2 separate regions of the Homo sapiens genome follow, and region 1 is linked to region 2. A link is a contact called in ENCODE Hi-C data. All regions are on one chromosome and are shown on one strand. The core of a region is the stretch at or near the end of the contact, and the rest is flanking DNA. Distances in the headings are between cores, read along the strand shown. Region 1 holds the start of DOK5 (docking protein 5). Region 2 holds the start of BCAS1-AS1 (BCAS1 antisense RNA 1).

Region 1 (3,826 bases), core at 781-3,280, 560 kb before region 2:
CACTTGGCCAGCCTATAAGCATACCAAAAATAGAAAGTTCCCATTATTGTTTGCCCCTTACATGGGAGTCACTCAGTAAAGTACCCCCAACAATGGGTGCTCTTGAAGATGAGAATATTTGCATAGCAGAAAAGAAAACCAAGGAAACTTTGGCAGAGCTGATGGAAATGGTGAATTCTGTTACATTTCTCCCTAATTACATATGTATATATTCACAATAACACAGGACATAATCGCTAAAACATGGTCACCAGCAGGGGAGAAAAAGAAAAGAAAAAGACCAAAACGAATTAGGCAAGAGTTTTATAATAATTGCGGATGTTCCTCCCCACAGGGCTTCCCTCCCTAGCTGAGTTTACTACTGTGAAATTTCTTTTCAGTTTTCAGTAAAAGTATCTGGCACATTAAAACAGTCCAAAGACCAAGTAAGAGAAAGATGCCAAATGACACATATTTCTAAAGAAAGCTATTCAATTTACCACTCATTATCAATGGCGGCATTCCACACGATTACTGACATTATACTTATTTCAGGCATTACACCAAAGGATATTTTCTCCCCCCGCCCCCGCCACCTCTCCACCCCCACTTTTCACCCCTTATGTCCAAACGCACAGGATCAACTAAAACAGCGACAACACTTGATAGGAGGCAAAGAGAAATGAGGGACCTAGTTTGAAATTTTTAGGAAATAAAAAAATCGTTCCAGTATCTTCCCTCTCCCTCAAGAATTCTTCCACCATCATTCAGTCCCAAGGAGAGGAAGGGTAGGTTCTCTTTTGAAGCCTCCTCCAGCGAAGAGCCAAGAGAGAAAGGGGCGAAAGAGAGGGAGTTTTAAGGAAGGAGCTAGCCTGTGTCAACATCTGTCCCAAGTGCCCTAAGATTCATTCATTCTTCCTTTCAGGACATATGTAGGGAGCACTTGCGCTATGCCAGGTATCAGGTTCCACGTAAATAACCCTTCCGTGGACCTCCAGGGTGTATTCCAGCAACAGAAATCCACCACCCCGGCTTCGAACCACGGAAAATCCAGATTCAAGTATCTACCCAAGTTGGCCCCGACCAGAGGCCAGCCCGCACCGCCTTTGACACGACACCTGGGACAGAGGTGGGGGGATCCAAAGACACCTTACGCTTGGCAGAAATCTCTCCCTGGGGTCAGAGGGTTCGTGACCTCGTTCACACCGAGTATGCGTGTCCTCTTTCTCAACCAGCCGATCCATCCCCCGGAAAAGTTAAGTTGGCGGCGAGTGGGAAAAGAGGGGAACCGGGGGCATCCGGCAGGCACCCCCGCCCGGGCTTCTCAGCTCCAACTTCCATGGCTACCGAGAAATATTTATTTCGAGTAGATGGGCTCCAGGGGCTACTGAAGCCCAACACGCGGCCACCATCAGAAAGCCAAGTCATCCAAGAGATAAAGATAGATCCATTACATACCTAGACGCTGGCCTTACAGTGACAGCCCCGGAGACGCGGGTTTCGGCTGAGAAAGCCACCGCGCAATTCTCCGGCGCGCGGCCGGGGACTCTCCGTCCACCCTCCAGGGATGCTGGCTCAAGAGAGAGACAATCGAACCGGCGAACAGCAACACGGAGAGGATCGATACTCACCCCGAGGCGTCTGCTCCGGATCCTCACGTACCCTTGCTTCACTATGTCATTAAAATTGGAAGCCATCCCAGACAGCCGGTGACCCCCCCTTTACCCAAGAGCGCGCACCCGAAGTGGCTCTGGGGAGGGTGGAGGGCAGGGTCAAGACAAGCAGTCGGTGGGAGAAAGTTGGAGAGGTGAAGCTGCTTCGGCGGCGCTGGGCGAGGCTTTAGAAGGCGCACATCACTTTCTCTGTCCCCCCAACCCTGACAGTGGGCGGCCGGCTTGCAGCCACTTTCGGGGAGCGCAGAGCGCGGCGCGGGGAGGCGAGGCTGGAGCGCCGGCGTCAGCTGACTCCGCGGCCGGCCTGCCAGGAGGAGGAGCGGCGGCGGCTGAGGGATCCAGCCCTGCCTCCTCCCGGCCGAGAAGGAGGAGAAGAAGGAGGAGGAGGAGGAGGAAGGAGGAGGAGGAAAGAGGAGGAAGGGGTGGGGGGCTAAGAGGAGGAGCCGCGCGAGTCCCAGCACTGGGCTGCGGCCACCCGTGAGCAGCCGCCCTGGAACGCTCCCCGCGCCTCCCACCCACCTTTCCCTCCCCGCTTCCCCTTCCGATCCCTCCCCTCCTGGCGGACCCGGAGCGTGCCCCCGCCACCCCCGCACCTCGCCCACAGCCTACTGAGATAGCGCTCGCTCTCCTCGCTCCAATGACTTATTTTAGGAGGAGAGGAAATTTCACTTTTTTCCAGCCGCCGCCCACCCCGCCTCCCCCTTCAGCCCCTGCCCTTTCCCCGAGAAGGGCCGATTTTGCGTGTGTGTCTGGGGAGATGGTGTTGCCGCGGCTCGCCTTGACCTTGGCATCTGAGGAGAGGGATATTGTCACCGCTTAAGCCAAATGCTTCCTTGGGTTTCCTTGTGTCAGGGACCTAGCCCTCGCTGGTATCATTTGCCACAGTTTCCCTGTTTCAGCCTCTTTCCCGCCGGAATGTGTTTCCCAGGGGGCTGAGACTTGGCCTCATCACTGTCTGTCCCCAAAGCCTGACCCCAGAGCAAGTGCTCAGTAAATCCTTGTGGTTATCAAGATGGCCACCTAGGTGCCAGGCACTCTCCAAGCCTTTTGCATGGATTGACTCATTCAAACTCCCCTGCACTTTTTGAGGTAGGTGCCCTGTTAATGTATACACCAGGCCCATATTTAATTAAGCCTCCTTAGCCTGGCAATAGAGCTCTCATTGCCATTATGAGATACTGCCTATACAATAAGATGAAGAAGGGGACTGAATTTCACACTCACCTGCCCCTGACTGCATTACCTCCCTAAAGCATACTTGATTGATAATTGCTAACACACATTGAGCACCAGTGTGCTGGGCATTGTGCTAATCTTGTTAAGGGAATAATGAATTAGGCACCAGCATCCACATTTTACAGACTTGCTAAGGTCTCACAGCTGGCCACTATCAGAGCTAGGATTGAAGGGAGGTGTGTGTAGTGCCCAGCTCTGCTCCTAAACATTCTCCTATTCCTCTTCTGAAGAGAGGATCTCACAGAAAGAGAGGTTACTAGTTGATTTCCAAGGAAGATCTTTCTAATCATTTGCACTATTCACAAAGGCAAAGATAATCATCAGAAATTAGACAAAAATTCTTACTCACTGGGAAGCGACAAAGCTAAAGCTAGAGATCACTGCTCAGAGCCATTGAGAAGAGGATTCAGTTAGTAGTGGATTGTTTGACCTGATGACATCCACAGGTCTTTCAACTCTAAGACGATATGAATCTTCCCATTCTCACTGGGAACATTAGCTTTTAGTCACCTTGGCTTGATGAGTTTCAGTTAAAGAACAGAAACCTCCAAGAATGTGTCATAGGAGAACCGAGACTAAATGGGGACAATCAAAAAGGAGATATTCTGGCAGGGAGAACTATTTTTGCTACATAGTAAACCATCTGTCTTCATGTTGCCATTCTATGGAAAATGATGTTTTAATTTTAAATCTCTCACCAAAAGAGATGAAATGGTAAAATCATTTGGAGAGCTCCTTTTGAAGGATTGGAACTTAAAAAAAAAAATGCTGCCCATGGTTGCTGTAAAATAGAGGTGTTCATGGAAGGCATTTATCTAACACATCATTTATAGACCAAGTCCACAGTATTATAGAAACAAAAAATGAAGAAATTAAGGCATAAGGAGCTTGAAATGAAGGGCCCACAATAACGGAAATAATTACTGACAAAAACTGAA
Region 2 (4,110 bases), core at 1,331-3,830:
CACAAATCACCAACAGCTTATAATAGCATTACTGTTTCTGGGCTAAATCAGGGGTGCAGCACTGGCCAGTAGCTATGTCTATGGATTATCTGAATAATTGCTTCAATTCCCCACTTGTTTCTGAGTGAGTGTAGGCCTGACCCTTGGGCATGGCTGAACATTACTCATAGTCAAACCGAGAGTTTCAACGCTAAATGTGACAGTGTGTGCTATATCTGTTTTCTCTCCAGCAGATTATTCAAATACCATCTAGTTGAAGTCAAGCTGTCCCAAAGCCCACTGAATCTTTGTCCCAAAGGTCCCTGTAGGAGCCCTGGAAGAGCTTCCTCTGCTATATTGTAATCTCTTTCTCCGTGAATATGTGATGATTGGATGCTTTCAGCCCAATTCTTTTCTCCTGCCTCATGTCCCCTAGAGATCCCGATGGCTCCTTATAAAAGCCATGTGTGTCTTATCTCTTCCCATGCAGTCGCTAAAACCAGAAAGCAGGCTGGAAAACATTTCCCCCAACTGTACTGTTTTTCATCATTTCTTTCTGACACCCTCAGATAACTTGTTAGCATATTGTCTTTCCCCATTCAGTGCCGCCCTCACCGGGTGTTTGAGGGCTTAATGACATCACCCAGGAATTTGTAATTAGAAACAAAAATGCCTCTTTCAAAATCTATTAACACTGGAAGAGGGAAGAAAAAAAAAAACTTTTTAAGTTGCTGGTACAACCCCAAATGAATGAGGCCTCTTCTGACGAGGCAGAAACACTGCCAGCTTTCAGGACACTCCCAGGAAAGCACTGAAAACAAGTCACAAGTAACCTTTCTGGCTGCTGGTGCCAGTGCCACACGCAAGGGCTGACACCGGGACCTGGGATTGGCCTTGGACATTTTATAGGAAATGACACTGCTCTCTTGACTCTCCCTGGGAGAAGTTGTGTTTCTGGAAGCTCCTATAAGTCTCCAAGAAGTGTTGTGAATTTCTATCTCTGTGACTTTTGATTACTGAGTTTTTATTCATTCAATAAATTGTTTGGAGGGCCTCTCGCAACAAGCCTGTTCCTGGGGTCTTAGCTGCTGTCAATGGGGGTCACGGTGTGTTCCTGTGAATAGTAAGACCAGAGCTCTACCGTCTGATAGCCACTAGACATACGTGACTATTTAAATGTAAATTCAGAATAACAAAAATTAAATGAAGTTAAGAATTCATCCCCTCACAGTTGCGTAGCTGCATTTCAAGAGCCCAGTAGCCACATGTGGGTGGTGGTTACCATATAGGACAGGACAGTCCGGGCGCAGTGGCTCGCGCCTGTAATCCCGGCACTTTGGGAGGCTGAGGCAGGTGGATCACCTGAGGTCAGGAGTTTGAGACCATCCTGGCCAACACGGCGAAACCCTGTCTCTACTAAAAATACAAAAATTAGCCAGCCATGGTGGCGGGTGCCTGTAATCCCAGCTACTCGGGAGGTTGGGGTACGAGAATCGCTTGAACTTAAGAGTTGGAGGTTGCCGTGAGCCGAGATCGTGCCACTGCACTCCAGCCTGGGCAACAGAGAAAGGCTCTGTCTCAAAAATAAATAAATAAATAGATAGATAGATAGGACAGGACAGATGCAAAACATTCATATCATCCTAGAAAGCTCTCTGTGCAGTGCTGGACTAGGTAGTCAGATTTGCCTGGGACACTCTGGACTATACCTGCTGTGTCCGCATCATCATCCATAGCACTCTGTTTCACTCTCAAAAATGTCCTGGTATTTCAGCTACCCTTCTACCCGCTGAGCCACACTCTTTGCTAGGACTTCCCTGAAACCCAAACCCTTTGTCTTGATGAATAAGTTGGCAGTGTCCAGCAGTCTCCCCCACCCCATTCCCTCTCACCTATCAAAAGCAACAATTTTAGGAACAGGAAAAAAAAAAATCCAAGTGAAGAAGTTGTCATTTCTCCCCAATTAAATGATTTCCTTGTCAGCGGTTTCACTTTTGTTTTGTATTTCCCTTTGCCTAAAGCAGCTCTGATGGGCGCCCTTTGCCCTGAATCATGCCCACAGATCTCACAGGAAGGAGGCCGTCCCCGGCTTCTCCTGAGCCCTCCCGGCCACCCTCCCCTACTCCCAGCCTCCCCTTCCCGTCTTGCCCAGCAGAGGGCGTCTGAGTTTAATATTCTCAATAAAGAGCATGTACACAATCACTTGGGATTTTTTTTTTCTTTCTTCCAGTGATACTTTTTCTTTGTGAGCAGCAACTGAGGTGCCAGATAATATAGGTCACCTGAAGGACAAGCCGTCAGAATTGGAGATCAGAGCCGCTCAGGCCGGCCGCCAGCTCGTTAGGGAACCGCACACTCAGCTCCCACCCAGCTCGGGACGCCCAGCGGGAGCTTCCCTTGCAAACACCAGCAGACACCATTTTGCAGAACTCTTAAGAAACGCGGGTTAAATGTGTTAGGTACAACGCATGCAGCCAAGACGGGCATGGAGAGCGAGAGGGCTGGCCCGGGGGGGAAGCAAACCTCCTGATGATGGGATTGCTCTTGCTGGGGGCTTTGTAAACAGCCTTGCATCTCACACCTCTGCCAGGCAACAAAATGGTGGTGGCTAGAAAAAATAAATAAATAAATAAACAACGCGGGGGTGGGGGGAAGGTGGCACCAGGTAGGTACCAGAGATGGACTTTTCTACAATTTTCTTGGGCTGTCCGTTACCAACAGTTATTCTCTCTCTTTTTCTTTCTTCCTTTCCTTCTCTGTCTCTCTCTTTCTCCACCCCCCTCCCTCTCTCTCTCTCTTCCCCCTCCCTCCCTCTCTCTTATTCTCCTTGTTACATTCTCTGCAGTAATCTTCCCCCTCCTACTGAAGGGGGCGGAAGACCCAGCTGATTTGACTCCAGCTCCCCCTCCTCAGCCTTGCAAATTCCTTATTGAGCATAATTTCTGATTTGTTTCTATGTATCTTAAGGGGTGAGGTGCTGAGGCAAGTTAAGAGTTCGGGTTATCTTGTTTGCCTGTTTTGGTGCACTGAACATATTTACGAAATGAAAAAGCTCCTTTCTAAATGGGTGTTAACTGCTCTAAGATTCCCAGGAAACGTGTTGAAGGGACATCTAAATGGAAATTGTGCAGTATTACTCCATTGCACCTTTTAGGAAGAAAACAATTGTGGCTACTCTGTTGGGCTCTGGTGGCAGTGTAGTAGTGAGTGATTTGTGTGACTGCGGCACATTCATTTTCCTTTTCTATTATAATCTCACCTTCCTTAAGGAATAAATGAGACCATACAGTAAAGGGCTAAGCAAAGTTGCATGACACAGCTTCGGTAGCAGCTGTTACTGTTTTATTATGTCTTTGCTTCAAGCTCTCTCCCTGGGCCTGGAGCTTAGCTTCTGCACACAAATGCTTGATGGAGAGAGCTCTGTGTTATCTGAATCCAGAAATTCTACAGCAGAGGTTTGGCTCCACCTCACCATTGATTTCCTTTCGGTGATTTTGTAAGTCATCACTTTGTAATGCAATTTCTCTCTGTATGAAACAAACGAGTATTTTTTTTTACCACCCCTTCTGAGACTGTTGATAAAACACACTCGACAAACGTTTTACAGCACCCTTGTGAGGCACTAAGGAATGGGGAGAAATCTACACCTAACCACCACCACCACCAGGCATCCCAGTGTGCTCAGGGCAGCGCCAGTTTTTGCAGAAGTATTAATAGCCCCTCCTTTCACTCCCCCAAGCGTCTTCGATGGGATGGTTAGTTATAAGGTCACGCTACAGAAAACATAACACCAGGCCTGGAGAAGTTCAGAGTCAGGGTGAGAGAAAAGACTGGGAGGAGGAGGTGGGCACTGGAGACCAGATAACCAGAGAGATAACAGATAGATACATAGATAGACAGGTCATAGAGATACATAGATAAGATAGATGATAGATAAGACACATAGATGATTGATAGATGATAGATAGATAGATAGATAGATAGATAGATAGATAGATAGATAGATGATAGATACATACAATATATATAGATGAGTAGATAAAGATAGATAGGTACAGCCAGGCATGGTGGCTCATGCCTGTAATCCCAGCACTTTGGGGGGCCGAGGCAGGAGGATCACTTGAGTCCAGA

What was found. A loop is a pair of places that touch in the nucleus more often than their neighbours do.
Region 1: a loop to region 2 is called in a map of aorta, with 4 times the contacts of the local background. The contact joins the promoter of DOK5 here to the promoter of BCAS1-AS1 in region 2. A Hi-C loop is called at or near these places in 1 of 168 maps with a recorded cell type or tissue (aorta).

What each region holds. Positions count from the first base shown.
Region 1 is chr20:54,473,797-54,477,622 of GRCh38, reverse strand. DOK5 (docking protein 5) reads right to left here and starts at 2,030. Exons shown (of 8, transcript NM_018431.5): 1 at 1,611-2,030. The coding sequence starts at 1,676.
Region 2 is chr20:53,913,959-53,918,068 of GRCh38, reverse strand. It overlaps BCAS1-AS1 (BCAS1 antisense RNA 1), which reads right to left and starts at 2,580. Exons shown (of 5, transcript NR_199019.1): 1 at 2,503-2,580.